4 separate regions of the Mus musculus genome follow, and regions 2, 3 and 4 are each linked to region 1. The links are chromatin loops, found by intact Hi-C in ENCODE. Cell type or tissue: gastrocnemius. All regions are shown on one strand. Region 1 overlaps 1700029H14Rik (RIKEN cDNA 1700029H14 gene). Region 2 overlaps Tmem255b (transmembrane protein 255B). Region 3 overlaps Gm46032 (a long non-coding RNA gene). Region 4 overlaps Cfap97d2 (CFAP97 domain containing 2).

Region 1 (8,000 bases):
ACTTCTACATGATAGCGATATGTTCAGTGAGTGATATGTAATGTGTAATTTGAAGGTATTTGTAAGTAAGATTGGAATAAGGTCTGGAAAGATGGCTCAGCCATTAGAAACGCATAGAGAGGATCCTTGCAGAGGAGTTGAGTTCTGTCGCCAACACCCATGTCAGTGGCTTTCTTTAGATCCCCTGTCCTATATCCATGATGTTAATTTTAATAAACTTCTTGCCCAAAAGAACATTCCATGTCAGGGTGTCCCAATCTCAAAACTGAGATCTTTCACTGTGTTCCTGGGGTAGCACACTCATGGCAAACAGAGAGTTCAGGGGACCCCCTTCCTGGAGGACAGTGCCACCTAGAGTCTATAGCTGCTGGGCTCCCTGCTCTCCATCTGCCAGCCGGAGGTTGTGGGACCAAGGAAGGACCTAGTATCCCTTGACCCCCATGCATGCATGGAGTGACGTCCTTGTCGGTTCACCCTGCTCACTGTGGCCATCCTGTCAGTGGATGTTTGGCCTAAAACACTAATCATGTTCTTGGCTGCAGACATTCAAGGTGTTTCCCAGTCAGAGTGTCTGAGCTGCAGACTGGGGTGGGGGGGGGGGGTGGGGGAGACGGAACAGCATTTCACAAAGCCAGCTGTGAGACACATCCCTCCATATCTGGAAAGAAAAATTACCTTCTCCTGGTTACTTGGGAAACTACAAGCCATACTAAGCAGATGCTGAGCCAGGCTAACGTAAGGACCTGCAGAGTCGTGACCCTCAAGCCCTGGCGGGTACCCTGCAGGGTGGTGAGTTCTGCGGCTCGGGCTTCCTCTAACTCCTGTCCATTCTAGGTCTAACTAGCATTTCAGGTCCCCTTTTTGTTCCTGGAATCTGTGACTGTTCCCACCTCAGGCAGGAAACTTGGCAGCAAACTCGGGAGGATCAGCCAGCCAGTCCTCAGAGGACCCGAGTGGGAGGCGAGGCAGGCAGGCTTGTGGAGAGAGCAGCTCTGGGAGAGCTGCATGCAGGCATGTCTCAGCATGCCTGGGCCTGCCCCACAACCTGGTTCTGCAGAGCCGCTGACTGGGGACTTTCCCTGAGGCGGCTCTCAATCCGGAGGCTCCCCTCTTTCCCAGGGACAGACAGACACGGGACTTGGGGAACTTTGTTGCCAAGTTGCCTGGATGCCGGGGGTGGGGTAGGAGACGAAGGTGGAAGACTGAGCTCACAGTCAGACTGACCAGATATGGAACTGTGTTGTGAAGTGGCTCAACCTTGAGAGCTTGGTGTTTCCCCAGGGACTTATGCCCTCTCATCCACCCTCAGACAGCCTGGGGCTATGCCGAGGCTGAACTCTTTAGCCTCAGGCTAGTTGAGGCCACAGATAGGAACCCGAAGGATGGCACTGTTAGCCCTAGAAAATGAGCTGGTAGAGTAGACAGGGACTCCCTGGGAACAGATGCGTTGGGTTGGGAGGGGCACTAGTTTCATGGGCGAGGTTTCTTTGGAAGCAAGGGTTCTTGAATGTGGGATGGAGGCCCTTGGAGAAGGAAGTCTTCCCCATCATGGGCGCTGAGAGAAGAGCTAGATCTTTCCCCAGGACTGGATGGGTTATGAGAGGGGCCCAAGTTGTCTTGAAAGATCATCAACTCAGGAGAAGGGGTGGGGAGAGCCTGTCGGTACCCCGTGAGGATGTATCTCCACCCCAGTGCTGCTCAATCTCTGGGCTCTGCCTCAGCTTCCTGTCCTCTCCCTGTGCCTCAGTTTCTCCATCTGTAAAGCAGGGGTCACCCTTGAAGATGCCTTAAGCTTTGTTAGACCCAAACAAGATGGCTGAAACTGGGGGCTCCTTCACTGAGACAGCTTGTCTTAACCTTATAGAACATTTGCTCGCCCCTGGGGAGGCTCCTGATGCCACAGGTCACTTTTGTCAGCTGCGGTCACAGGGTGCTGAGCTCTGAAAATGTCCCCCAAAGCTAAGCTCACACAGGGAAGATGCTGAGAAAGTTGTTGGAATTCAGATAAGACCCACCTACTGGAGCCTCAGTGCACCCCTAACTCCCTAGCAAACTCCCCAGGTGTCCCTACCCAGGAGAATGATGGGTGCCATTCTTATTTCCCATGAAGCTTACAGGTTGCCAGACTCCAGGACATCAAATGGACCATACTAGGCTACACCTTTTCATGTCCCTAAAGTTGCATGCTCTTTCCGGCTATGCAAGACTCCTCGCCACTTCAGCCTCACAGTAGGGAGTAACACAGTCTGACTGCCTGGGAACTTCCCATTCCTCTACACCTGTAAGAGGGGACCGCCCAGACTCCGCCTCATGGGCTAGAGTGCTTATTAGAGCCCATCTGTCTATCAAAGCAGCCACCCATGATACTATGTCTGTAGATGCACCAGTTAACTCTTCTAAGCAACTTCCTGCCACAAAGGACGAGCTGCCCAGTGGCCCTAGGACTTTCTCAGCCTTTCAAACGTGAGCCTGAATTCCATCAGGACCATCCTGGAACCTGGACCCAGCTTGGGTTCTCTGCAGGCACATATCCTGAACTCCCGTCAGTTATGAACCCAATAGGACGTTGCTCTGGGTGGGGGAGGCAGCAGACCCTCTCACCCCATCCTAAGCCTTCTTGTGACCATGGCAACCCCAGAAGCCCATGAAGGTCAAGCTTCAGCCACCCCACCCTCCATTCAGTGGACTCACTATGGCTACCATGTCCTTGATGAGTCCAGGTACTTAGGCCTCAGATGTTTGAGGAATTGTTTTGCTTTGATTGGTGTTATGTGGGGTCACATGGAAAGGTGATTGAGGGGTCACATGGGAAGGTGACTGGGGAGTTCACCTACCCAAGCATCCTGAGAGAACTAGGCTTCCAGTAGAGGTACTAAGGAGGACTGTGGCCCAGGACCTGAGGTCTAAGGATGTGGGTGCAGGGAGGACCAGTTCTGAGGTGACTTTGTCCCCTCTCCTCTCCAGCTGTGGCCTGGAAGTTGTCTACATACGACATTGTAACTCCAGCGATGTGTTCATATTGTGTTGTTTCCTTTAGTGAACAATTAGCTGGCTCTTAAGTTCTGTGATAGCCAGGAAGCGGGAGTGCCTGCTGGTCCTGAAGAGTTGGTTCCTAGGGCTGAAAGCAGAGTTGTTTGGAGAATCTGAACCACCAGAGGGCACCATCAGACAGGCGAAAGTGGCCACTGCTCAGTCCTGGTGTTTGGACCAATAAGCCTATGGGGGCAGCAGCAATGTGGGTGGAGGATAGAGGGGAATTGTGGGAAGGCTGGCTGGCTGCCAAAGTGTGTACTCTGCAGAAGTGAAGGAAGAGACTGGTGCAGAGCACAGGGCACCCTCCCCTCTGCCTCTCAGCTCCCTCAGTCTCCTGTCTTCATGTCTTAACTAAACTTGCCTAATACTTACCCAAAGTCCATTTTTTACGAAACTCTTTGTAGATAAAATAAGTAGTATCAAAGTAGTCTGTTCCACTGTAGGCAGGGCCCATGGGGACACCAACTTGGTCCCTGTGCTACCCGATCTCCTCAGGGGCAATGTGGACGGGACACGTAACACAATCTACTCGTGACCTGAGCAGAGGTCCCTGTTCCCGCTCTCTGCAGTGACCATCTGCTGGAAGATGAATTCACCGTCGTCTGTCACCTTACCTGTGATTGGCCTTGGATTGGAAGAGGGTCTCTTGCCTTGGGTATCCGTTGGGTGCTGTCACTCTGGCCCTGCCCATGGCGGGGATCATGGAGCCATTCCAGGCCTAGGCTGTCTTCCTTTAGTCCCCAGAGAGCTCTACTAGCGGCTGAGTCAGAGGGGTCTTGTCCTGAGATGACTGATGGTTCTATTAGGGTCAAGCTTGTGTTAGTGCTCTGGCTGGAATGATTGGGCCCAAAGACGATGGGGTCTTTGGGGTCTGAGTCACTGAAGCTCCTGGAAAACACCAGGTAGTGGGATGGAGAACCCTAGAAACTGGGTTGTCAGCCCTCCCCGAATTCCAACATTACTTGGATCTGGGGAGCCAAGCAGCTGTGCTGGATCATAATGGTAGGCATCCTTCAACAGCCTCTGGCCATTGTAAGCAGTAACAAGAAAGCCCACTGGTGAATGGGCCTAGTGTCTTTGGTTGCCCATGGACATGTGGACATAAGGCAGGCACCCTTTGTCCCTCAAGCTCCAGGTCTGTTTTATCCTTCCAGTAAAATTGGCTGCTGCCTAAGTATAACTGAGCTCCTGCCCTGACCCCGAGTCCTCAGCACATAGATGATCACCTCCTTCTTCCTGGGTGCTGAGCTGCCAAGTGCTCTGAGCAGCTCCTGCCCGGACCTCTTTTTCTGAGACATGGTTTCTCTGTGTATCCCAGGTTGTCCTGGAACTCACTCTGTAGACCAGGCTGGCCTTGACTCAGAAATCCTCCTGCCTCTGCCTCCCAAGTGCTGGGATTAAAGGCGTGCACCACCACTGCCCGGCTCAGACCCCTTCTTTGATGGGGCAAATAATGCTCAGAAGCCGTAGGCTCTGAGACTGTGCACAGAGAGATAGGTGCATAGAGACAGGAGAGTGTGAGCTAGCTCTCAGGCACGTGGGAATGCTCAGAACCAAAACCCCAAATATTTCTTCAATCTGATATCAGTCCCTGGAACTGGAAGATGCTGGGACCCTTGACAAAGACTCGCAGAAGCAATCATATTGCTGAGATTTAACCTAAGGGTTCTCCTACCCAGGTGCCTGGCTGTGGCCAACACAGAACTGCTATCCAGACACACCCACCAAAGACAGACAGGTAGACAGACTCATGCTGATGGCAAGAGTCTAAAAGCAATGGCCAAGGCCTCCTCTTCCATCCTGACAGAGGGGCCAACCAGCTGTTTGTCCTCAAGTGACCTTGGGTACCCGTCTTGTTGTTGGCATCTGGAGAATGGACCTGATTCAAAACCACATAGTGGGCCCAAAGCATTGCCTCAGTTTACCATATAGACCCACTCAGAGGCCCATCTGGGCCCATTATTGCCAGCGAATGGGGAAAGAATTACCCTTTGAGCTAGGGGTCTAGGTGGAAATTGATGGATGGGCCTCCCTCCCCCCTCTACCTAGAGTGTGGCCTCCCTGGAAAGGAAGTCCTTCAAGACTCTCACTCTGAGAGTCTGCAGCTCTAGAAATCTTCTATAGCTAAATGACCTCAACTCTCACCCTATTCTCCATGTGTCCCAAAGGAAACGGAAGAGACACATACAAAGTACTCGTCTGTGGCCTGTGACCTCTGACCTTTGACTTCCAGGTATCTCATGCTCTGTGTGCCTATGTGTATATGTGACCCCATACATTTATGTGCTATGTAAGGGGTGTGTGCACTAGGAATATACATGCAAGTGTGAATATGTGTGCACTCTATTATACATATGAATGTACAATGTGTGGGCATATGTGTGTGGTATGTGTATGAGGATCTGAGGAGCACAGCCCCACATACTCACATGGCTGTGTACATGTGTGCTCTATGTACATGGGAACATACCTGTATGAATGTTGAGCATATGAGAGTTCTCTGGAACATGTCTCATGAGAGGGAAGCTAGGCCCACCCTTAGGATGAAGTAGATAGAGGCCACATGCGTTGCAACTGATGGACTGTGGCAGTGTCTCTCATCCAACTGGTTAAAAAAGTGAGAAGTGTCCCATCTACCTTCTGCTCCCACATTGCTGTCCTGGCTCCTAACTCTGTGCATCAGTTTTAAGCAGGGTCCCCAGGGAACTTGAGCTCCCTGTCTGCAGGTCAAAATGTCTAGATATTCCAGAGGCCCTGACACCCTGGCACCTCTCCCTCAGGACCATGGCTGTGGTGACTGCCAAGAAAGAAGGTGGTTCTAGCACCAGGTTGGGAAGACAGCTGTGACTGGCGCTGACAGGCCCTTCCCCAACTTGTCAGGGCTTGGGGTTTGTTACAGGAGGCCTCAAGCACTGACTGAACAACATCCCTGGAACCATGTTATCCTTGCACGTTTAACCTGTTTCTCTGTTAGGGATGCTGGGTAAATGAGAAGACCGGGCATTATATCACACCTTCCTACACTCAGTGAAGGGCCGACTTCTCTGGGCTGGGAGCACATGACCACAGTCAGATCCAAAGGTAGGAGTCCCCGTGATGAGGGTCATATGGGAATGCTGGACTTAGCTTTCTCCAGCGACAAGCACAGAGGGTGACCAGGCTGCTGGGCATCCCTGGAACTTACCCTACAGGGACCTTGCCACCCACCTTCCTCAGAGCATTGTGTTCCACTATGTATTTGGGCCAACTGCTGCTTCTAGGTATTGTTTTCAGGACCTGCAGGCTAGGACTGGGGCATACCAACATTACCCACTATTACTGACAGGAGTCTGTCATAGTCACCCCCCTGCCTCTACAAACAGCATCTCATCATGCCTCTGGTAGCCAAGAGCACACCTGGATGGTGCTCATGCCCCCTGAGCATCCTCAGGATACAACAGACTAGGGATCTATCTCTGCTTCATGGCATCACTGGCCTTCCTCTCAGCTATGACTAATCTTACAAGATGCAAATGGGAACCCCAGGGAACGGGTCAGAGGGGATCTGGAGTGAGCACATGACCCCTGGAGCCCTAGCTGCGCAGAGCCCCACCCTTCTTTGCCCTCCAGGCCTCCACTACCTTCTCCAAAGCACTGGAGTTTTCCTTTGCCTTCTTCTTTGTGTGGTACGGGATGCAGCATACCCAGCTGGTCCTTATCCTGGAGGTCAAAAGCATGAGGAAGTAAGAACCCACTCCCTGCCCTGTAATGTGCCAACCTCCTAGCTAGCAGCCCCCACCCCAGGCTCTCCAGATTGCTCTCTCAAACCCCATAGCTCCCACTCTACCAAGTCCCAGGGACATGATGTTTATGCGCCACCCCCCCTTCCCTTTCCCCACGCCCCAGTCAACTTGTGTCATTCAGACCAGATTTCACAGCTAGCTACTGATTTTTGTCCTTTGGGTACCTAGGTCCTCCTATCCTCTGGCTAAAGGGACTCTTTTTTTTTTTTTTTTGGTTTTTCGAGACAGGGTTTCTCTGTATAGCCCTGGCTTGTGATCTAGAAGGCACCCGCTAGCCTGCACAAACCCAGCCTGGGTCTGAGGATGAGATCAACAATTGTCCCACCCAGCAGTGTCTTGGTTCTATAAGGTTGGCTTAGGGGTGATTCTGAAACTCCTCCCCTTTCCTGCTCACGGTGTCAGTTCCTTGGAGACCACATGTCAGTTTTACACATCCAGTCTAAGAGAGGCAACATACTAACAAAGCCACTAATTCTGAAAGGTGGGAATTTGAGCAGCTGCTATTGTGTTCTTTGTATTTCTCTGTGTTGTAGTTCTCTGTGTTGTTAGAAATGAAGTAAACTGTATTCATGGTCCAGAGGCAGGCGAGTCCTTGGAACCCAATGCCCTTCTTTGTGGCTAATGGCTCTGGAACTCAGGGAGTCTTGAAGCTTTGCTGGTCCACCAGTGTGCAAAGCCTTGGAGGGCTAAACCCAGCTGTGAAGGGCTGTCCTCTCCCTGATGGCATCTATGGGTGCAGGGCCTTTCCAACCCAGGTTTCTCTAGCTCAACCCCAAGCTGGAGACCCTGACGCCACAACCTTTCCCTTCTCCTTCTCGGTTGCTTTGCTGGCGGATGGGATGACGAGTTGTAGTTTGGTGGTGGAGTGAAATGTGGCTCCTGGTAAATGTGTCCCCCAGCTCTGAGAAAGATTACTGTGCTGTTCCTTGTTCTTTAGCCTCTCTGACCCCCCCCCCGAATCACTTGGCTTATGCATGGTTTCGGGGGGTGGAGGGAAGGCAGGAGGCACGGTGCTGCCACCATAGGAGTTGGTGGTGGGGATGTCACTCTGGATAAGCACCCCCATTCATTCATTTATTCAAGTAGGGCCGGCCCTCCACAATACTTACTCATCTTCAGACAAGTCTCCTATGTTGGGGAGCCTCTTCTCTTCTTTGATGGCACAGGTGATGACCTGGGGAGGCA
Region 2 (8,000 bases), 96 kb before region 1:
TTCACACTTAACACACCATGAAATCTCAGACTCTGCTCTTGTGTATGTGCACAGTTTCATGGTCTCTCTTCAAAGATTGTTACTTAATGTGGGGCTACTTATATAAAAAATAGAAACCTCCTTATCTATAAAAGGACTTTAAGAGGATATAGACAGTCCTACTAGTGAGGTAGTTATGAAAAGGAGGAGGAGGAGGAGACGAAGATGACACTGCTCGTGTTTGCATTTCATTGGTAGCCAATCTGAACTTTGCCCCCACAGTGAACAGTCATGCTTACTCACCTGTTTAACTGCTGCAGGGTCAGGCAGGCCCCCTGGTGCCACAGACAAATGATGAAACAGCCAGGGTTCTGGCCTAGGGAAGGAGATGGAAACAATTCAGAAACAAGTACATCCAGGGTGTCACGTGACAGACTATGCTGTGACACGTGCTGTGACGTGATATGGCATGATATAAAAGGCCCAGTAGAACATGTGTGCACTGTGATACAGTGGCTGGAAGAGAATACATGCACAGTGATGTCAGAGGACGTGATGTGATATGACATGTTGTGATGTGTAGTGGGACAAATGTACAATGTGATCTGAATGATATGTACTATGCTATGGTGTGGTGTGGTGTGATGTCCCGTGACACAGGAGATGAATGTAGCATGCTATGGCATGGTGTGCTCATGAGGCATGAGGAACACTATTATAACATAGTGGAGTGACTTTATATGCACCATTATAACCTGGTGGGAATTCTTTGCATGTGTATTTGCATGTATGAACACAGTGTATGAGTGAGTGTACAAGCATGTGTAGCTCCCCCAGTACCTACAGCTGGGTGTTTAGGCATCTGGCCATCTGCATATAGACTATAGTGCTCCCCAAGGTATGTACCAACCTTGCCTTGAGATTCTGTCCCTGGGTAGTGTATAACCTTGCAGCTCTTCAGCACTTGGCTGAGAGAAGTCACCTTCTAAAAACTTCTGACTCCAGGCACATATTCACCTGTCTGCAGCCACAGGTGTGAGAGGACATCACTCATCCTTTCTGGCTTCATTGATGAGAAGAGCCTAGGAGACCGATCTGTCTTTATCCATCTGAGTATGCCCATCTATCAATGCCCACCACTTATACCCATCCCTGTGCACCTGCTTATGCAGCTTGATGGGTCAGTCTTGGGCCTCTGAAGAGTGACCAGTGTCATTGAGAGTTGGTACCATGCAGATGCACACCAAGCTGCCATCCTGCAGGAGGATGGTGTGAAGACTCCCACTTCACACCATCATCTCTCCCTGAAAAGTCCCCTGGGGGAAAGATCCGTGTCTTGCCATTTTGTGATGGAGGCCAAGTAATTCTGGCATCCCTGAAGCATCCTCAGAGTGTGTGAGCCAGCTCTCAGCTCCACTATAGCCTCCTGCTCTGTGCCGCTATCCCACCTGTTCCCGTCATGTACTACCTGGGGCCAGCGCCTCCCACTGACCCATCCACGCCAAGCCTGGCACACAGGTGCTGTGCTCTATGCTGTCTGGTTCTCATGCCTGTCTTTGCTGCCAGCATTACTGGTGGTTTCTAGACTCCTCTTAGGTCAGAAGTAGTGCTTTGAGAAATGTCACTGATGCATAGTAAAGACCCCAAAGGTGCATTTACAGATTGTATGGCTTTATGACACTCTACAAGTCCCAGAACCCGCTGTCTCTCTGCTGCCTTAGCAACTGCCTGCTCATTAATCTGCCCTCTTCACTCACCTACAGCTCTGGCTTACCTTGGCTTCCTCATGGTTCAACACTAGTCAGTTCCATGACTGTTGGAAACACAGGGGTGGGAACATGGTGAGATAAGACATTGATGAGCTTATGTCAAGTGGTGGCGCATGGCAGATGGAAGGATGCAGGGATGATTGGATGGCTGGATGCATAAGTGATTGAGTGACCAGATGCAGAGGTGATTGGTGAATGACCGGATGCATAGGTGATTGAGTGATTGGATGCATAGGTGAGTTGAGTAACTAGATGCATAGGTGATTGGTGACTGGATGCATGGCTGATTGAATGGCTGGATGCATAGGTGTTTGAGTGATCAGATACATAGGTGATTGAATGGCTAGATGCATGGATGATGGATGATGATGCATAGATGACTGAGTGATTGGATGAATACATGGGTACTTAGGATGGATGAATGAATCAGTCCAAATCTTCCTTGTCCCTTCCTAGAAAGAGAAATTCGCTTTACTTTTAGAAAGACAGAAGCCTGGTGCCCCTGGCGAGGTGTAGAACACCCCTTGGCCCATTCATCACCAAGCCCTTGTCCTTGTGCCCATGTCTGCCCAGCAGACAGGTGGAGGGTGTCTGTAATCCTTTCCCCTGTGGACTCCACACACAATTGCTATGGCAAGCAGTAACTCGTGTGGCCTCAGTTCTGCCCCAGTCCATGGAAGGCAAGTCTGAAATGGCCATTCCTGGTTGGGGATGACCAGTCTGACCGATCTACATTTATTTCTTTAGGAGCCAAGGCCTCTCAGTGCGGGAAGATGCCAGTTTTACTCCAGTGGGGCTGGGTACTTGTATGACGTCTATCAGACAGAGGTGAGCATGCCTTGCGCATCCCCCTTCTGTGTCTAGTTAAAATGGCTGTATTAATTCACACAGACCTTCTGCTGTATGCATATGAAGGCATTGAGAGCCAGGAGCTGACCTTGAGAGTTCAATGCTTGGGGTTCTCTCTGGGATCACAGCTGCATGCCTTCCTCTTTGACACAGTGTTAGCACAGTGTTACGATTCATCTCCCCAGCCCTTCTTGGCTAATTAGCATTCCCATTAGCATTTTCACTAACTTAATCACTGCCATGAAACACTGGGGTAACACATGTGCAGTGTTCAAGGGATTCTCTGGCTCTCTGGGCCGGGGCAGCTGAAGTATGACCTCACTCTTGAGTGAGATGCCAGGAAGAGCAAGCACACACACAGCAGCTGACCCGTGAGACCGGCCCAGGTGGGCACTGGCAGTGTGGTTCAGTGGGCAGATGCTCTGCACCAGTGCTGTGGAGATTTGTTGGCTCAGCTGAACAAGGCTGCTCACACCAACTGCCCAGGCCAGGGCGAGGCAGGAATCAGGAAGGCAAATGGGTCACAGATTCTCTTATCGATATGTTCTGGGGTCTTCAGACTGGCAGAAGGGCTGGGCAGTCCAGAAAAGAGCTGTTGTATATTGTGGGGGATGGGGTGAGATTCTGCCAGCCCTGCCCTGCTCAGTTCTGCTCTGCTCTGCCTAGTCCTGTCCAGTCTCATGTTGTCCTGCCCTGCCTAGTCTTGCTCTGCCTCACCCACCCAGTCCCACCCTGTCCCACCCTATCACGGGTCAGTGAAGGTCCTGGCAATGAAGCTCTGCTCCTGGGCAGGAGAAGGTCTTGGACACAGGCTGCCGATTGCCTGTGTAGGATAAGGTATGAGCCTGGCTGTCACTCTACCCCAGGTCACCTGCTACTCTTTGAATGGTCGATGCCAGTTGAAGGTGAGGAGCAACACGTGCTACTGCTGCGACCTCTACGCCTGTGGGAGGTAAGGCTGCATTAGGAGTCTGTGTACACACACATGTAAACATGCCCAACATGTAAACACACACATGCATGTGCATGAGCACAAGAAAGACCCTGCACAGGACATCTGTCTGTGAGCTAGAGGGGCCCCATTTCTTCCTTCCTGTACCCACTTGCATTTCCTGCTTCTTCCCTCTGGATCTTGTTTCAGCATCACAATGATGGGTGGGTCCTCGGAGTGGTTGGGTTTCCATCCAAGGGTGCCCAGTGTATGGAAGTACCTGAAGGTCCAGGGAGGACCACAGTTGGCCACCAGGTGGCAGCCAGCACATTCCAGCTGTGGGCTATTCCTCTCAGAGCAGAGAACCACCTACAGCTTGGGATACACGTGGAGAACTGAAAACACAAAAAATGCTTGGTTACTATTCTGGCATGGAGGGTAACTCAGCCACTGTCCCAGTTGGCCATTAGAGGCCCAGAGCTAGTAATTTGGGACATCCTGTGCCCATCTGATGCCTCACTGTGAGGTCTGGTGGAGCTTCCCTGGCCAGTCCATAGAGAAGCAGAGGTCTCTAACTTGTCTAACTGACATTTTCACCTGTGTAAGAGGAGACCAGCACTATTAGAGCCAGTGGCCTCGGGTACTGGGAACCCCAGGGTTTGTCCTGTCACCTGGCCATGGTCTAGCAATGAGGGCAGTAACTATTCTCCCTCCTACAGCACTGAGCCCTCGCCTGCCTACTATGAGTTTGTGGGCGTGCGTAGCTGCCAGGACGTGGTCCACCTGTACCGGCTGCTCTGGGTATCCACAGTGCTGAACGTATTGGGCCTGTGCCTGGGCATTGTCACAGCTGCAGTCCTAGGGGCCTTCAAGGACATGGTGAGTGATGGCTTCTGTGTGTTTCCAGCCGGTCAGCCCTAGCCCAGAGTTCAGGGCCTTCCCCTTCAGGAGAGCCCAGTGGTTCCCTCAATGAAGGAGGATCCAAACTCCCAAGTCACCTGCACGTCAGGTGGCAACTAGGACCACCAATCACTGGTTCTGGATACAGCACCTGACAACCCGCTGGGTGAATCTTCTCCCACCCACTTAGGCAGGAAGACCTTGTTGCCATCTAAGAGAAAAATGTCACTCTGTCACTGTGGGGTTCATGGCTGCCTGGTTGGGGTGGTTCTGAGTAGGGCTTGGACCCCATTTTAACAAGCTGAATGAGAAACCCGAAATCTACCCCTACCTCCTTCTCTCTGAGCCAGCCCTATTGGATCTGCCCTTGAGCCCTAGCCTTACATCACTGGTAGAGCCTCCCCTTTGTCCTCTCAGGGCCCATGGGAAACCCTTTAGGGTTCCTTCCAAGTCCACAGGGCTGTAAACCACTGCCTGGGCCATTCTTGTTTTGCTTGTCCTGTGGTCCCAGGGGCATTGGCCCTTGGTTGCTCTGTTCACTACCACCCTAGAACCACTGCTCAACTCTTCCTTCTCAGGTTTCTTGTTGCTAGGGGATGTCTTGGCACCTCCCGAATTCCCTCAGTCTGGTCCCTGGGCTCTATCAGGCTGCCTCTTCAGGTGGCAGCTCCAGGTGGTGACTCCAGTCTAGAGCCCATGTGCAGAGGATGCTGGGCCTTTCTGTGAGGTCATGAAGAGAAGACAGGCCTACTCTTCGTGGCTTGGGTCAGGGTTCCTCAGGAGGCCAGGTGCAGGGCTGAATACTCCCTCGAGTGGCTGTGAGGGTTAGGTGGTCATGCCCCTGTCTCTCTCCACAGGTCCCTCTGTCTCAGCTGGCCTATGGCCCGTCACCGCCACCTCAGATTCTCTATAACCCTGCACAGCAGATTCTCGCCTACACCGGCCTGTGTCCTCCGTCTATGGGTGTGCCAACCTGTTCCTCCTACCCTCTGCCGCTACAGGTAGGTGTGCTGTGACGTTGGTGTTGTTTCTGTGGGCTTCCAGGTAGGCAGGGTAGGGCTGCAGGTAGAGATGGGTGGACTTTGATATAGTTAGTAATGGGGAAGGAAGGGGACCCTTACGGGCTGGGTCACGCCATTTTCGAGGCTCATTGCTGTTCACGGCTCATGAGAGAGTTATTTCAGAAGCTGATTACTTTAGCTATCATACTGGTACGGGGGACTTAAGACGCCAACAGATGCCTGGGTTCTGAATACTTGTACACCAGTGAGTGTTCTACATGGAGCCAGGTACTTGCCAACAAAGGTGTCGATCCCATAGGGCTCATGTGCCCAGTGCTGCGGGCCCTGCGAACCTCAGGGGAGGTGGTCTGCGAGATCCTGTTTGAATAGGGCTTTGCCTCTCCTATTCCCATTCTTGGCTTTGGCTTGTTCATGTCCCGTGAAGCTCTGCTGGCCGTGGGTAAGATGGCCCCAGTTGTCCAGTGTACTGTACTGACTTGGACCTGCCATTGTGGACTTGTGGGGTTTGAGAGCCTCCTGGCTTGTGTTTTAGTTAGCTATGTCCTGTCGAGACCCCTCGTCGTGACAAATGCATCATCTGTAACTGCTGCCCAGTGTCTCCTGTGGGGAGACTGAGATCCCAGGTCTAGACAGACCTTTCTAAGTGGAGCGATGCCTGCTCATCTGCCTGGCGGGCCTGCAGCCTGGCTGGTAGGTGGCTTGTCTTACAGCACCAGCAGAGGCAGTCATGAGATGCCCAGAGCTGTGCTGAGTAAATGTTGAATTGAGTCTCTTTGACCTGTGGGCCTGCTGTATGGGATGAAATCATTTATTTTGAAGTCACAGGTCCTCAGGTATGTCCCCCAGGAGACCTCTGTCTAATGAGCCATACTGACACGAAGTACAAGGCCTTGCCAAGCAAAATGACACTTTGGGGAGGACATGAATGTCTACCTCTGACCATCTCGGATAGAAAGAGCTGCCAGAGTCCTAGGACTGACCCAACATTGTGACCATGTGTGAGCAGCACTTGGGAGTCTTGTGACCATCGGGGGTCCACATTTGTGAAGTGGGGACTGACAGCATACAGAGCTGGAAGAAGGCGTGGGAACCCCCAGTGTCTGGGACCTTAAAGTGTAGTTTCTGTTTTCCAGGGATCACTGGTGCTCCAGACTCAGAGAGGTCACTGTATTGCTGTCTCACCCCACCCCTTTTCTCTGTACCTCAGTTTCCTCTGGTTGCCTAGAGACGAAGCTGGGGCTGGAACTGCTGAACTGCTTGGGTCCTTTAGGCTCTGGAGAAGGGCTGCTACAGTGGGTCATTGCAATGTTGGGGAACGGGTCTGGTTTCTCAGTGTGACATCCCCAGGTGGTGCTAGTGGGGCTTCCCAAAAGGGAACTGGACCTTCATCTGCTGGAGCCACAGGGACCCCCTAATCAGGGGACATAAGGCCTTTTGGGATAAAGTCTGGCTTGGAACTGACTCTCTCCTCTCTGGAACACTGGAGGCAGCTATGTCTAGGGTCAGGGAAGGAGATGGTCCTGGTGGTGACTCCAAGGGCAGGTGGCACCAGCAGAAGCAGCTGCAGCTCCAAGGCCTCTGCCTTTTGATGGAACTTCTGTTTTGGCTTTGAGAGGATCTCCCTGGTCTCCACCTCAGGAAGGATGCTCTCACCTCGGGCTGCAGCTCGTCCTGAAACCCTGCTCTGTTCTCCTGGCTTTTTGTCAAATCCACATGCAAGACTGTTAGTTGCTACTCTTGGTAGCCCTGATAGGGTTCCCTTAGCTGCTCTGCCTGCCTTTGGACACAGAGACCCACGAAGTCCCATAGATGCCATGAACACAATTCCAGAGCACAGCCGGTGCAGGCAGAATGAATACCTGATGCTCCACAGGGGATGATGAACAATGCAGAAGGTGTGGTTCCATTTCCTCCTGCCTGGAGTCTGTCCTGGTGCCCTCCTGCCTCTCAGTCTCGAAGGCCTGGCCTAAGGAAGAATGGACAGCTGTGGAGAGCTGCCGGCCTGTTCTCATGGGATGTGAGACTCCCCATGTGGTGTTCTTCCCTGTTCCACATGGAAAAGGACAAATTACCCCCCACCCCCTGTGGTGGCACATAAGAGACAGTCCATCACCACAGATACACTTTTGGGAACCTAGAAGATGACCTGCCAGGTTCCATGGACACTTGCTCGTCTCCTACCTTCTGGGACCTTTGTGTTTTCAGAAAGGAGGCTTCCCTTCCTCCAAGAGGAGGGCTTAGACCCAGCTCTCTGGGCCGAGACCCCGCCCTCTGGGCTGAGCAGCTTTTCATGGTGGCAAGTGTGAGAGTACAATTGCATATATGTTTAGCAGTCAGATTTCTGTAGAAACTGGCATATCGGATGAGCCATGTGTTCCCTCGGAACAATGGAACGAATGCTGTTTCTACAGACCAACAGAGACCGAAGGAGATATTTTAAGTGTCCTGTTGAAGTCATTAGCAGCCTGCAAACATTGGGGCCATGCCTAACCCAGCAGCTTGCCCAGAATGACAGCAGAGGTTAGCTTGAATGGCAGTTCTGGGGCAGCA
Region 3 (8,000 bases), 200 kb after region 1:
ATCACCGCTAATTTCTCACCTCCAGCTAACCAAGATCGTGTATCCCAGCTAAGTGCAAGGTTTTCCATCAGTAGTTCTGGGACCTTGTTAATCACAGAGGATTCTTCAGCCCCAGCTAACCAGAACCACAGAATCTTAATTCAAAATAACAAAATGGCCCCATTGGAACCTTTAAACTCCCCCTTTGAAGCTTGACAAGCCAGGCCTCCATCATCTGCATTGCTCTCAAGAGTCTCATCTTCCAAGCTCCTATAGAACAGCTCACTAAGTTCTCAACACTCGTGCCTTTTCTATCAAATTTCCAAAGCCCATAATCCTCCCCAAAATAACACACTCAAGTCTGTCAAAACAAAACCCCACTCCTGATACCAACTTGCCTTAGGGCTACTATTGCTATGATGAAACACCATGGTCAAAAGCAAGTTGGGGAGGAACGGGTTTATTTAGCTTACACTTCCACATCACTGTTCATTTCTGAAGGAAGTCAGAACAGAAACACAGACAGGGCAGGAACCTGGAGACAGGAGCTGATCCAGAGGCCATGGAGGACTGCTACTTACTGGTTCGTTCCTTATGGCTTACTTAGTCTGATTTCTTTTAGAACCCAAGACCAGGGATGATCTCACCCACAATAAACTGAGCCCTCCCCCATCAATCACTAATTAAGAAAATGCCCTATAGACTTGCCTATAGCCCCATCTTATGCAGGTGTTTGTTTTCTTAATCAAGGTTCAGTACTTACCAGTGACTCCAGCTTGTGTCAAGTTGACATATAACTATGCAGGATAGTCTGTGATGTGTATAATCATTTTGTATAGTATAGTGTCTGTGGGAGTGTCTCTTTAGGATATGGGGGTGCAGAAGTGTATAAAGTATAGTATCTGGGGGTATAGCTGTGGTGTGTATGATCAATGTGCATGGCATAGTATCTAGGGGAAATGTTATTAGTGTGTGTAGTGTGGTATCTGGGAGGGGTGTCTGGATAGCATATGGATTTGTATGATCAGTGTATACAGTGTGGTATCTAAGGAATATCTGTGTGGTCAGTATAGACGATCAATAACTAGTACGATATTTGTGTGTTTTGACTCTGTGGCATATGGTATGTGTGACCTGTGTGTGGTATGGTATTTTGGTAGTGTCTATATGCTGAGTGATGTGTGTGCTCATAGTATGGTTGTTTGTATGTAAGGGTTGTTATGTGGTGGTAGTGGTGGTGGTGGTGGGGTGTGTGTGTATGTGTAATCAGTAGTAGTACAGTCCCTGTGTATGTGGAGGTCTCTCTGGTATGTGATGTGTGAGATTAGTATGTATAGTGTAGTAACTCTGTGTGTGTCTCTTTGGGCTGTGTATGATCAGTGCCTAGTACTGTATCTCTGTAGAGTATATTTATAATGTGTGTTATTAATGGGCTGTACCATCTCTGTGGAGGGAGGAATATTTGTCAGAGCCTTAATCAATCAGGGGGTCACACCATATCTGTGGAGGGGCATCCCTGTGATACATGTGTGTGGTGTGATGTATGTCATGGATCTCTGAGTGAAGGTCTTTGTGGTGTGTGTGACAGCCTGTGTGGCTTGGTGTCTGTGGGGGGCATATATGTTTGTGATGTTTGTGATCAGCATGGGAGCAGGGATTATCTTCACGGATGACCAATGTATGTGGTATAGGGTCTATAGGGGGTATCTTTGTGTTGTGTGGGAATAGTGCATACTGAGTGGTGTCAATAAGAAGTATCTTTGTTATATGTGTGATCAGCAAGTGTTGGGTGGCATCCAGGGGATGTCTTTGTGATCAGAGTGTAGTGTAGTGTGGTGTCTGGGGGTTGTCTTTGTGATATGGTGTGTGTGATCAGCATGTAGTATCTGTGGAGGGGTATCTATGATCATGGGGCAATACTCTACCTGGGGGGACATCTCTGTGGTATGTGTGGTATGGCATATATGTATGGGAGTCTTGGTGGTGTGCATGACCCTTATGTGTGCTGTGGTATTGGTGGGGAATCATCTATATGGTGTGTGTGTGTTGTCTGTGAGGGAGTATATATGTGGTGTGATCTATGAGTGTGGCACAGTATTTATGAGGTGTAGTCTGTTTGATCAGTGGTTCGTACCATATCTGGGGAGAATCAGTGTGTGCATAGTGTCTGTGGAGGCTCTCTGCTGTTGTGACCTGTGTATTGTATAGTGTATTGGAGGGTCTCTGCTATGTGTGAGCAGTGTGTATAGTGTCTGTGGAGGGTCTCTGCTGTGTGTGTGATCTGTGTGTGTATAGTGTCTGTGGGAAGGTCTGTATGTTCCCATACATTTATTCCCATATATTTATTTCTTACCATCGTTAGCACTGGTTTCTATCCATCTATAATCTCTTGGCATAAAACATCCAGTGCTCTAAACATCCTAATTTCCCAGAGTCAATCATTTGTTTCGTGCATTGACTCATCACTGCAGGGAACTTCTCAGTGTGGGCCTAAGAACTTGACCTCGGGCTGGTGAGATGGCTCAGTGGGTAAGAGCACCTGACTGCTCTTCCGAAGGTCCAGAGTTCAAATCCCAGCAACCACATGGTGGCTCACAACCATCCGCAACAAGATCTGACTCCCTCTTCTGGAGTGTCTGAAGACAGCTACAGTGTACTTACATATATTAATAAAATAAATCTTTAAAAAAAAAAAAGAACTTGACCTCACTCTCTCTGTCCCAGCCAAGTCTTCTTTTCTTCTGTCCTCAGGATGCACTGGGTGTTTGGCCACTCCCTCCTTTGACCGACACAAATAACCCTTCAGTTTTTCATTTCTCTTGTTCCTCTCTTACTAACACACACACACATACACACACAATTTCCTATCTATGTCACATGGCTCATAAGCCAGCCCTCTGAAAAGCTTCCATGTTTTTTATTCTGTGTGGCTGTGGATTTTGTGGCTCTTCTGTCACCCCCCTGGAGAGGAGCAGAGTGTAAGACTAAAACCTGCAGGAGAAAGGATGGGTAAGAACACCTTATGTCACAAAGTGCTTTCCTGAATTTGGCATCAGAATCAAGACTATTGACGCCAAGCTGGTAACAAAGCACACATCTGCTTGCCTAGGCTTGGTGTCACTCTGTTCATTTGCTTTGAGTAACAAGGTAAACAAACAAAAAGATAAAAGCAAGACCAAAGAAAACTAACAAAAATGTATTTCTGCTTGCTTTTGCACTGAGACGACCTCAGGGATAGTCAACCGAACTGGCTGTCTTCATAACGTGTTCTGAGAGCATGTATATAGCAATCTTCATGGCCTACCGATAGCATAAAAGGAACCTTTTGCAGCAAGGAAGGCACTGTGTATGATAGATGGTATATCTAGACAGCGTGCCTTGCTCAGGCACTGTTGCAGTTCCATTGGCATGCAGTATCAGAATGGCAGAAGAATGAAGAGATTGGTAAACTCCCAGGGCTCCCGTAGCCCAACAGAATTTCTCCTGTATAGACAGCTGCAGTCACCCCACCAGGTCATTGTCCCTAAGAAGCATGGAGACAAAAGGAAGCTGCCTGCTAACACACAAGGCTCAGGCTGACATTCCTGTGTTGTTAGCTATAATGTCCTATTGGTAGAGATTTTACTACAGTCAGGAACCCGTGGTCTGCTGTCAACAGTGTTCCAGGAGAACATGAAGTCGAGCTGAGGGTAGCCCCCTCGTTCAAAGGCTTGCAGACTAGGCTGGTGCCCCCCCCCAGGATGGCAGGAACGCCTAACAGAATGGAACTTGGGAAGGAACTGGGATGGCATTCTTGTGTGGGTGTTGTTACTATTTGGAGAACTTTAAAACTTTTGATATGGGGCCAAGTGTGGAGACAAACACTTTTAATCCCAGCAGAAGCAGGTGATTCTGAGGCCAGTCTGGTCTATATAGTGAGTTCCAGAATAGCCAAGGTAATGTAGCGATTTTATAATGAAATATTCAGAAGTTTAGTTGTATCTAATCTAGTCAAATGTTACAATGGTCTCAATGAACTGGTGGCCACTATGGAGATCAGGAAAAGAAAAGATAAACTAAGTAATTAAGTGCTTCCAAGATGTGATTTCACTTGACTTGTGTTTGCCATAAAGCTTTTAATAAGTGAGGACAACTGGAAGGCCTGGCTGGACAGAATAAAACACTCAAGTAATGAATTTCAAGCATACCTAGGAAATGTCAACATGATTCTCTTATTAAGGGATTATATTTCAAGCTAAATTCACTATTTAGGCCTTTTTTTTAAAGGCTTTAAAAAAAACTATTGGGGGCTGGAGAGATGGCACCACAGTTGAGAGCACAAAACTGTTCTTTTAGAAGACAGGCTGCAACTTCAGCACTCACAGGGTGGCTGGCAACCATCTTTAACTCTAGTTTCAAGGGATTTGGTGCCCTCTACTGGACTCTGTAGGCACTGCATGCACATGTTGGCATAGCCGTGCGAAAGCCAAACACCCATGTACATAAAAATAAAATAATAAGAAAACAACTCTGGCAGACAGAAAATGTTAGATATCTTTGGGTTTTTGTTTTTGTTTTTGTTTTGTTTTGTTTTGTTTTGTTTTGTTTTGTTTTGTTTTGTTTTGTTTTGAGACATGGTTTCTTTCTGTACCCCTGGCTGCCCTGGAACTCACTCTGTAGACCAGGCTGACCTTGAACTCAGAAATCCGCCTGTCTCTGCCTCCCAAATGCTGGGATTAAAGGTGTGTGCCACCACTGCCCAGCTTAGATATCTTTGTAATCTTATTGGTTACTTATATCAAATACTCTGCAGCTCAGGCATGGCTGGGGGTCACCACAACACAAGGAACTGGATTTAAGGGTCGCAGATTAGGGAGAAAACCATTTCACTTGGCAGTTAACAACCATTTGTAATTAGCTTCGGAGGATCCAATATCCTTCTGGTCTCTGTGATTACTGCACACACAGTGCACAAACATATATGAAGTCAAAAGCACCCATACATGTAAAATAAAAATACATGACTCTTAAACACAAACAAACAAAAAACTAACAACAACATAGAGCCCCTGAAACTTCAGTTCACAACCTGACACAGTTCATAGTCACTCGGGAAGAAGGAAATGCCTAGATCGGATTGACCTGTTCACAAGCCTGGGGAGGGGCATTTTCTTGACTGATGATTGATGTGAGAGGACTCATCTCACCGAGGGCTGTGCTAGCACTGGGCGGGTGCTGCTGGATCCTGTAAGAAAGCAGGATGAGCGAGCCAGCAAGCGGCATCCTTCCATGGCCGTGGTATCAGTTCTCGCCCCGACTCCCTTCACGAGGGACCGTGATCAGGACGTATAAAATGCAAGAAACCCTTTTCTCACCAAGTGGCTTTTGGTCATGATGTTTTATCACAGCAATGGAAGCCCTAACTGAGACATCTCATCAGATTGTTTTGGGTCATGGTGTTTACCACAGCATCAGAAAAGCAAACGAGGGCAGTGCCCAAACATTTTTGGCATTTCTGGCCTCTGGCCAAAACAAACGAGGGCACTTTTGCCTTCCAATCAAGGACCACAGTGTAACTGGTGGTTTTTGAAGTTCCTGCCCTAAAGCGGCCTGATCAGTTTCTATCCCCTTGTTCTTGCCATTACCACTGAAAGGAAAAGAGAAGTTATATTTCCAGCTTGGGGAGCTCATCTTCTTCTTCCTGGAGAAAGTGGTCACTATGGATTTAGACTTTCCAGTGAAAGAAGAGGGAGGAGGTTGGAGAGAAGAGAGGTAAGAAAAGAGACTTATTAGAAGATAGAAATCAGTTCACACCGTGATGGATGCTGCAAGGTCCTGGAGACCCAGGACAACCATGGTAGTTAATCTTGATGTCAACTGGTCTGAACTTAGAATCATCATAGAAACAGATCTCTTCATATGTCTGTGAAAATATTCCCAGAAAGACTTAACTGAAGAGGGAAGACTCATCCTGAATGTGGGTGGAGCCATACTGTATACTGGAGTCTCAGACTGAATCAACAAGGAAAGTACTAGAACTGAGCACTGGCAGTCATTTATCCCTCTGCTTCCTGGCTGCAGACATAAAGTGACAGGCTCCCTCACACCCTAGCCACCATGCCTTCCCTGCCATGACAATGTCCTATCAAAGTGTAAGCTAAAGTATACCATTTCCCCCTTACATTGCTTCTTATCAGGTGATAAAGTGATTAGTGCAAAAGCTAGCGATAATAAGTTCCAGCCAGAGCACAGGCTAGAGCCACAGCAAGGAGACACTGACATCCCGTGCCCAATGGCCAGGTAGAGACTGAGGTTTATCCCAGTTAGTCTTTAACAGGTTGGATGTAGAGGCACATCCATACTGGGAAGGGCCTCTGCTTTACTCTGCTGGTTCAAAATCAATCACATCCAGATACTCCTTCCCAAATAAACTTAAGAGTATTGCTGTGCCAGAGCAATTAAGAGCACGCAGTGGTCCAGTCCTTGAGTATCACAGCCCCTCAGGCAAGAGATAAAGGGATTGCATCATAGCTCAACCTACTCTGATGGATACAACAAGAAACATTCAGGTGTTGTTGACACTGGGCCACAAAGTTTATCCTAGAGAACTGCACAGTTGAGTTACACACAAAACAAACCACATACGAACCTCATAGTGTTTTAAGGAAGTTTATACTATTCCCTTGGGCCACATTTATAGCTCTCCTCTGTCACATGGGACCTACCGCCACAGACTGGAGAACTCTATAAAACATCGCAAAGAACAAGGTGGCTTCCGATGAAGAAAAGCATTTAAAGTATCCTCGTGAGCCAAGCACGTCTCAGAATGAAATATTGTACCTCTCAGCTTGCTTGTAGAAGAGGAGATATATTTGTAATTACACACACAGACAAAGTACAGAAAGGATGCAGAGGAGGATATGCTAGGTAGGATATGTTAGGTAGGATATGCTAGGTAGGATATGTTGTAGTCGCTACATCTGGGAAGACAAAGGAAAAGAGGAACTCCATAGTGTTGTTGTAGGCTTTACAGAGAGATCATGGGAAACTCAAGACAATTCAGGAAAATTCACTGCAGACAGGAGAGGCAGATGGGGCTCCTTAATATTCTGCAAGCATACACTTGTGCTTCGTACTGTCGTAAAGAAACCTGCAATGCATTCTGCAAATAGCTCAACACATACACACTGCTAATCGTTTGTTTGTCCCAAGTGTCTCTCCAGGAACAATGAAGGTCTCGGCAGCCTGGGACGGTGCAAACCCAGCTGCACAGAGCAATAACAGGAAGAAGTGCAGGAGACATACGGAGACACAAACCAGTATAATCTCAGGAGTAAGGCTGACCCTTGACCAGAGGCAGTATTAAACTTTGGAATAATTGCCTTTGTTTGCTCTTTATAAGGTTTTCTTGGCTGGAGATGAGATAAAAAGACGGGGTGTTAGAATGTTAATCCGCTTCTTTCTCAGATAACTAGCTCTCTGAATAACATCTGACTTAAAGATTAAATTCCTGTCTTTGATGTTTACCATCTGTGGTGACAGCACAAATTTCCTTTATAAAACAATTCTATTCGTAAAATGAATGAAAACAGCCGTAAATATGGTCAACTATGCCTTACCACACACCCGCTTCAAGTCAATAAGTACGGTTGGATCACTACCTACAAATGGAGAAGACAGGAAAAGTGTGTGTGTCCTTAAAATATTACCCTGTCATACATATGTGTCATTCACAGAAAAGGATGCAGCCAACTGCTCACAGGGGTGAGAGCAGAACATTTGAGTGGTACCAGTCTCTATACTTTCAAAAGGCTGCACAGTGCACAGAATGGAATTTTAAGAACACAAAATACCCTGTGTGGTGATGGACCTCTTTATTTCCAGCACCCAAGGAGGTGTGTTTGTGTGTGTGTGTGTGTGTGTGTGTGTGTGTGTGTGTGTAGGAGTCTGAAAGTAAGAGGCCAGTCTGGTACCCAGGGACAGCTCTGGACCACCCAGGACTGTAGAGAGAAAAATTCGATCTTAAAAATATCCGGTAGGGA
Region 4 (8,000 bases), 180 kb after region 1:
TGTTTGCTCCCAGCCTAATATATATTATATACTATATATAATTATATGTTATATATAAATATATTTATATAAATATATTATATATTTAAATATATAAATAGATAAGTGTATCATATATTTGTATAAAGTATCTAAATCTATATATAAATTATATGTAAAATGATAAATATATAATATACATAATATAATGTATATTGTATGCAATATATAATTATATAACATAATGTTATACTATATGTTTGTTATTTAAATTATATATAAAGTATTTAATATATATTTATATACTATATAAATATCCCTTTATGTATAATTTAAATTATACAAGTTATTTAATACTAATTATAAATGTACATATTATAGATAATATAATATGTATCATATAATATTAATGTATTAATATATATAATTATATATTATCTACAATATTACATTTTAGATATGTATATAATATATAATATAATATATGTATATAATAGGAGATATATTATATAATATACTGTATTATGAATTTTATAACTATTATATAAATCATAGTATATAAATATTATAGACATTAAATAAATTAGATACATATTATATAAATAATAGTATATAAATGAAAATTAGATACATATCCTATAAATATTATAAACACAATAAAAATAAAGTATAAAATTATGCATAGACATATATAATAAATATAATATTACATTTTATAATGTATATTTATATATTGTATATTAATATATCATACTATATATTATAAAAGATAGGTAGATAGAGCTTATTGCAGTGCCCCCTGGTGGTAGAAGCACAAGACTGAAGTCCAAGCCTTGTGCCCTTTCATGAGGAGTGAAGAAGAGGACATCTTTGACACAAACCTTTGTACAGCAACTGCAAATTCATCTCCAAGGCTACACCTGCACACAGGGTTACCTCCTTGCTCTACACTGAGGAATAAGTTTCCCAACATGGATGGAGTGCCATGGCCATTTTTATAGATGGTGTCTTCCCCTAGTCCCTCTCACCAAGATCTCTTCTGCCATTTATCCCATTTAGAGGATCTGCCCCAGAATCTCATCACTCCCAAAGACTCCATCCCTGCTGCTAGGGGTTAATATTACAACATATAAATTTGGAGGACTCAAGTATTCAGGTCCCAGCAACAGCAGCATCTCAGACAAGTGGCGCTGAGTGCTAGGATGTTGCTTATACACAAAAGATAAACCTGGGTGTCTTCTTGCTGGCTGAGCCCAAGCTGCCATGGGAATACTGAACTAGACTGTTCTAGTAGCAGAGATTTATTTCTCAGAGGTGTGTGCACTAAGAGTCTAGGGTCAAAGTTGCTGTCAGGGTTCAGTTCTCGGTAAGGGTGGCTTCGTGAGTTGCATAGAGCACACCTCACTCACTGGACAGAGAGAACCAATGGGATCCTTTTGTCCCATTCCGGGTTCTGACCTCCCATGCTTCATTCAGATCCACGCTCCTCCAGGGGACCCTGTCTCTACACTCACCTCCTGGGATTAGAACATCCATCTAGATTTTGGGGGCTTGCAATCACACTCTATACTAAGATAAATTCCAGAAGGATTATAGCGTTAAGTATAAAAATGCACATGAGTGTGGTAACGCATGCCTGCACTCTGGGGCTAAGAGGAAGATCAAGGTTTCAAGGCCATCAAGCTTCATAGTAAGATTCTACCTAAAAAAAAAAAAATGTAGCTAGACATGGTAGTGCACACCTTTAATACCAGCATTTGGGAGGCAGAGGCAGAGTTCAAGGCCAGCCTGGTCTACAGAGTGAGTTTCAGTACAGTCAGAGCTACACAGTAAGATCCTAACTCAAAAAAAAAAAGTACAAAGGTATTTAAAATTATCTTTGCAATTAGTAGAAAACACAAAAATTACTCTATAGAACCGTAGTAGAAAAATATGCTAACCATAATCCAAAACCCTTTGAAAAAGAAGGGAGATTGATAAACTTTATATAATAATAAAAAGGTAATAGCATGGCATAAACTATTGTTGGGAGGGAAAGCAAGTGTAAGTGAAGGAAAATTATTGCACGTTACACCACAAAAGCTCATACTCATATGTAAGTAGGCTTTAAGACTGGAAAGCAGCTGGGCGGTGGTGGCGCACGCTTTTAATCCCAGCACTCGGGAGGCAGAGGCAGGTGGATTTCTGAGTTCGAGGCCAGCCTGGTCTACAGAGTGAGTTCCAGGACAGTCAGGGCTATACAGAGAAACCCTGTCTCAAAAAACCAAAAAAAAAAAAAAAAAAAAAAAAAAAAAAAAAAAAAGACTGGAAAGCAAAGATAGATGAGCAATGCAGAAAAACCAGCTTTCGGGAGAGTTTTAAGTAGCTTTTAGCCTATAAAAAAGATCGTTGACTTCACTAATAATAAAGACATGCAAGCCGAGCTTGCTCTCTCACTAGTACTGTTCCTCAAGTCTGAGCCTGGTGAGGACCTGGCTGTGCTCTGGGGACAGGACCACCATCGTGCCGGGCTGTGTGAGAGAGGCAGAGCCCCAGGGGAACTGAGCAATACCTCATAAAGTTGCGCACATGTTTAGCCTTTACCCTAGCAATCCCAACTCCAGATACACTGGCAAATCCACAAAGGCAAATTGCGAAAGATGTTAATTGCAGGCTTTTCTTTGTAAAAGCAAAATTGGAGCCATTTCAGATATTCTTCAATGGGCAGCTGGGTCAATAAGATGCTTTACACATAATGACTCGTATACAGTTGAATAAGGACAAAGAGACTTCTCCACGTGCTACTGTGACATGCCGTTAATTTCTGGAATGTAGTCTGTTGTGGCTTGTGCTGAAATTTAAGCCCCATCACGAGGCACATACATTGTGAGGGTGGAAACTTGAGCTACTATGATGTTTGGGGTGAAGCCCATGGGGGGGTGATTTGGATTAGACAAGGCCCTCAGGATGGCACCCCAGGTCTGAGTCCTGGGGGCTTAATAAAAACAGAGGGATGGTTTAAAGATGATTGTCTTTATAGTGGAGCTCCTGCCTGGCAGACATGAATATTGTTTCCATCTCTACATGGAGATAGATGATAATAAACAGATTATTGATAGATAGGTAGATTGATAGATAGATAGAAAGGAAGAAAGAAAGAAAGAAAGAAAGAAAGAAAGAAAGAAAGAAAGAAAGAAAATGATGGGTGGATGAGAGACCAGAAAACATGTAAATGTGTGCACACATGCACATACATACATACATTTTCATACATCAATTTTATCTCTTCCCATATCCCTGCATCTGCTGGGACTTGGCTGTTGAGAAGGCCAGCATCAGATGAACCAGGACTGCAAAGCAAAATAAACCTCTTTTCTTTATAAAGTACTCATCCTCAAGTATTTAATTCTAGTAACAAAAAAAACGACTGATCCCTGGTGTTTCATGAAAGACGGTGGGGCATACAATTTGTTGATAGTGTGGATGAAACAGGCAAAAATGTGTGCAAATGTTTGGATGCACACATACTGTGAAGTTAGTGTAGGCATGCTCTATATGACTTGATGTTTTTAATATGAAAATAAATATAACACTGGAAGAATTACTAATGAGAGGAGAACAGAGTTGAGAGAACTCAGGTCTCTCTTTTTTTTAAAGAGTTATTTATTTATTTACTTACTTACTTTTAGTGTGTGTGAGTACACTGTCACCATCTTTAGACACCAGAAGAGTATATCAATCCCATTACAAATGGTTGTGAGCCACCAGGTGGTTGCTAGGGATTGAACTCAGACCGTGCCTCTGAAAGAGCAGTCTGTGCTCTTAACTGCTGAGGCATCTCTGGAGTCCATCCATGCCTCTTTTAAAAAGCTGTTTGGGGCATCTTTGGCTTTGGAACTGTGTAAATATCTTACATTCTACAAAGCAAAGCAAATCCAAACGGTGTTCCCAACTATTGAGAGTGAAATTAAGCTGAGCACTGATGCACCTCATTCCTAGTCACACTGAGAAGACATAGTCCAGAGGCCTCTAAAATCAGTTCCTTATTCCTTCACAGCGACAAAACAGTAATATAAAGGGAGGGTATTAGCGGAGGCGTGTGTTTAGGGGGAGAGGTGGCCCTGCTGACATTTGCTGAACACATCATCCTATAAGAAGGTGTAGGCTGAGGTTAGGGTGGCTCTCTAGAAGGAATGTTGTTCTAACCTAGTAATACGGCACAGTGTCCCCCACAGCAGGCATGTGGGCAGTGTGCACCACAGCACGTATGCACACAGCGTGCACCACGGCAGGCATGTGCAGTGTGCACCACACAAGCAGGAAATACCATCTCCAATGTGAACCATCTACACGAGGATGCCTGGACTGTTGTCTCTGCAAGCCCTTTCCCACTATAATCAGCTATAGACATGTTAACTTTGTGGTGAGCTAGAGATTCAAAAGATAGCCCTACTGCCTCACCATTCTGGAAGGGAAGGACACACCCAAGGTCATTAGAGACAGAGGGCTCCAGGGCCAAGGGGCAATCCCATGCCCCACTGAACCTCATGACAGACTGAAACACATTAAGTGTTATTTTAAAATTCAGTAAGTAAGGGGCTGAGAAGATGGCTCCGGAAGTAAAGGGCTTGCTACACAAGCAAGAAGACCCGGGCTTAGAACCTCAGCAACCACAGAAGAATCTAGGCCTGATGGCTCCCACCCATCATCCTAGCGCTGAGGAGACCTCAGAGGCCGAGCATCTTGAGGGCTTGTTCTCCAGCCAGTGTAGCCAATCAGTGAGAAATCCTTTCTCAAAAAGCTACAGAGAGGATAGATAGATAGATAGATAGATAGATAGATAGACATGTACATATATGAAAAGCAATAAAGGAAGACATTTGACATTGACCTCTGACTTCCACATGTACATATTTATGTGTGCTCACTCCTACACGCATGTACAAATGTAAATATGCACACACACATCTAACACACATACACAAATTTGTAAATAAGCTATGCATGGTGGTGCACCCCCACGATCCCAGCACATAAGAGAATCATGAGTTCAAGACCACACTGACCTACATAGAAAGACTCTGTTTCAAAAGGTGGAAAAAATGAAGGTGGAATAAATGAAGAGAACTAGCGATCCATCCTGTGAAGATGACGTTTGCCTCTGTAGGAGAATCTCAGAGGTAAAAGCAAAGTGACCCACTGCTCTGACCCCAGGCAAGTGCCAACACCCCTGCGATTCTTCACTGTTTCTGACGTCACAAGAAAAGCAGTGCTGGGGAGATGAATGGCTCAGTGGATGAAGCGCTGTGTGGAGGCCTGAGGACCTGAGTCTGCGTCTCTAGAACCTATGCAGAAAGCTGGGCGTGGCAGTGCATGCCACGTGGGGATGGGCACTGGGGGACAGGTCAATCCCTGGGACTCCCTGGACAGCCAGCCTATCAAAACAATCGGTGAGCACCAGTCTGAGAGAGAGAGACTCTCGATTGAAGAATCAAGAGCAATAAAGGAAGACACCTGATACTGACTCTGGCCTCCATGTGTATGTGTATAAAGACACACACACACACACACACACACTTGTGCTCACATATACACACGCACACACACAAGAGAGAGAGAGAGGGAGGGAGGAAGAAGGAGGGAGGCATGCACGCAGACTTCTGCTCCTTATGATGAAATGTCATACGGCCGTCTATGTTTTATTCTTACCAAAGGGGAAAATTGAATTTGAAATTGTGACTGACAATTCATAGGAGATATCAAGCAATACTATTGTAAAAACTCAGATGGGGAAACTATAGACCAAATGACTCATTTTCCCGGGGCAAACGACCTTTCAAGAAATGTAAGGAAGATATCTGCTGATTACTGATTGGATCGTCTTACTTGTCGTAAGTCAAGAAGGAAGAGAAGAGATGGAGGAGGAGAAGGAAGAGGGAAGAGAAAGGGAGTGTGGATGGTGTTTGAATGTTGTGTGTTTGTGGTATTGAAACTCTGTGTGTGTGTGTGTGTGTGTGTGTGTGTGTGTGTGTGTGTGTATGTGCATCAGCCTGTGTGCCTATGTGTGTGCATCAGCCTGTGTGCCTATGTGTGTCTGCCTGTGTGCCTATGTGTATGTGTGCATGTGACTGTGTGTGCATGCATGTGTGTGCTGAAACACCTAGGCGTGGAACACATCCTGCTGGCTTCCGGGATGAGCTCAGATGAGGCAAAGGGCAGGAAGAGTGAACAGAGAGACGCTGGATAGGGATCAGGCTGTGCTGCATTGCAGGGGTGCCCGCCCTAGGCAGCTTCATTAATCACAACACTTCCTATGGTCGATTTTTTTTTCCTGTACTGAAGATCGAACCCGGGACTTGTACATACTAGGCACGTTCTCCACCACTGAGCTATAGCTTCAGCTCCGCTCCCTTTTTGAGACAATGTGTCACCAAGTTGCCTAGGCTGGTCTCAAACTTGCAACCCTCCTGGATTAGCATGCACCATCAGGCCTGGCCTATTGTTTAAGGTTTTATACAAAGGTTTAAAATAACTCCAAGAGGGGTTAAGCAGAATGACAGTCACATTCACTGTGCAGCCCTGGGTGACCCTGAATTTCCTGTGTAGACCAGGCTGGCCTACGACCTGCCCTGCCTTCTGAATGCTAGAGCAATGGTATCTGACTCTCCATATGTTTGAAACACCAAATAAAATAATGAGTTGGTTAAAGTTCACTCACAGTGAGAAGTAGATCCCAGAGCAATGGGTGCACGTGACCTGCTGGGAGAAGAGTGGGATGGATCAGTAGGACAACCAACCTTTATGTTCTAAAATAGCACCAGGTTTAGAGAGCCATCTGTCTTAGTTAGGGTTTTACTGCTGTGAACAGACACCATGACCAAGGTAACTCTCATAAGGACAACATTTAATTGGATCTGGCTTACAGGTTCAGAGGTTCAGTCCATTATCATCAAGATGGGAGCATGGCAGCGTCCAGGCAGGGTTGGTGCAGGCTGAGCTGAGAGGTCTACATCTTCATCTGAAGGCTGCTAGCAGAATACTGGCTTCCAGGCAGCTAGGATGAGGGTCTTAAAGCCCCCACCCACAGAGACACACCTATTCCAACAGGGCCACACCTTCTAATGGTGCCACTCCTTGGGTCGAGCATATAGGAACCATCACACCATCTTAGAAATAATACGAAACCCATGTATCTCTGCTCACGTCTCCATCCCTGGGTCTATGTGATGGATAATCTTGAGGACCAACATGATAGGGTTTAGAGTCACCTTGGGAACAAATGTTTGTGCATATTTGTGAGAGTTTCTAGATTTGTTGGTCAGTTGAGGTGAGGAAGGCAGACCCTCTATGTGGGCAGCGCCATTCCATGGGCAGGAGTTCACTTTGAGTGTGGCTGCAGTGTGGCCAGCTGCTGCAAGCTCTTGCCACCGTCTTCACCATCGTGATCACTGCAACATCTGCTGCGAGCCAAAAGAGACCCTTAAGTTGGCTCTTTTCATGCATTTTGTTCTAGAAACATGCTGGGTAATTAATATACTCTCTAGTTTCTCCGCCTCTCCTCTCCTCTCCTCCCCCCTCCCCTCCCCTCCCCTCCTCTCTTTCACACATAAAAAAAGAAGCAATTTAAGAGAGTACAGTACACATTTTATCTCTTAGTATCTATGTATTTCCCAAGAGCAAAAACCATTGTCTTTCATAAAAACAGTACAGTTTTCAAGTATGTGATGTTGGTACTTCATGGTCCATTTTCTAAATTGTCCCAAGAATTTTGTGTTGCCCCCCCCCCAGCACAAAAGCATTGCCTTTAGCCTTCATACCACTTGGAGTAGTTTAATTTCTTAATTTCATGTCTGCCAGGTTACAAAGTCTTTTTTTGTTTGTTTGTTTGTTTTTTGAGACAGGGTTTCTCTGTGTAGCCCTGGCTGTCCTGGAACTCACTCTGTAGACCAGGCTGACCTCAAACTCAGAAATCTGCCTGCCTCTGCCTCCCAAGTGCTGGGATTAAAGGTGTGTTCCACCATTGCCTGGCCTGGTCATGAACT

What was found. A loop is a pair of places that touch in the nucleus more often than their neighbours do. Peaks named below come from ENCODE experiments on the same cell type or tissue, not always from the same donor. Only the 100,000 strongest peaks of a DNase experiment are listed, where the experiment ranks them.
Region 2: a loop joins it to region 1, with 2.4 times the contacts of the local background. A loop is called at or near these places in 14 of 42 quality-filtered maps.
Region 3: it touches region 1 in a loop (8-fold over the local background); 37 of 42 quality-filtered maps call a loop at or near these places.
Region 4: it touches region 1 in a loop (8-fold over the local background); 14 of 42 quality-filtered maps call a loop at or near these places.

Annotation. Positions count from the first base shown.
Region 1 is chr8:13,548,001-13,556,000 of GRCm38, forward strand. 1700029H14Rik (RIKEN cDNA 1700029H14 gene) reads right to left here. Exons shown (of 9, transcript NM_025601.3): 6 at 7,925-7,989; 7 at 6,654-6,732; 8 at 3,648-3,832; 9 at 2,722-3,118. The coding sequence ends at 3,767. Among named protein-coding and RNA genes, the nearest start is that of 1700029H14Rik, 10 kb to the right of the region's middle. In gastrocnemius, CTCF peaks have their summits at 356 (motif pointing left) and 3,146 (motif pointing right); DNase peaks (open chromatin) are centred at 383, 954, 3,222 and 3,651; H3K4me3 peaks cover 490 bases; H3K27ac peaks cover 2,169 bases.
Region 2 is chr8:13,451,666-13,459,665 of GRCm38, forward strand. It overlaps Tmem255b (transmembrane protein 255B), which reads left to right. Exons shown (of 9, transcript NM_001143671.1): 5 at 2,496-2,576; 6 at 3,464-3,549; 7 at 4,248-4,407; 8 at 5,286-5,429. Among named protein-coding and RNA genes, the nearest start is that of Tmem255b, 20 kb to the left of the region's middle. In gastrocnemius, a CTCF peak has its summit at 3,838 (motif pointing right); DNase peaks (open chromatin) are centred at 3,002 and 3,844; H3K27ac peaks cover 751 bases.
Region 3 is chr8:13,749,485-13,757,484 of GRCm38, forward strand. The region is part of intron 1 of Gm46032 (a long non-coding RNA gene); the gene reads right to left. Among named protein-coding and RNA genes, the nearest start is that of Cdc16, 4.2 kb to the right of the region's middle. In gastrocnemius, a CTCF peak has its summit at 4,398 (motif pointing left); DNase peaks (open chromatin) are centred at 3,705 and 4,394; H3K4me3 peaks cover 545 bases; H3K27ac peaks cover 425 bases.
Region 4 is chr8:13,725,121-13,733,120 of GRCm38, forward strand. The region is part of intron 1 of Cfap97d2 (CFAP97 domain containing 2); the gene reads left to right. The region is part of intron 1 of Gm46032 (a long non-coding RNA gene); the gene reads right to left. Among named protein-coding and RNA genes, the nearest start is that of Cfap97d2, 23 kb to the left of the region's middle. In gastrocnemius, a CTCF peak has its summit at 796 (motif pointing left); a DNase peak (open chromatin) is centred at 785.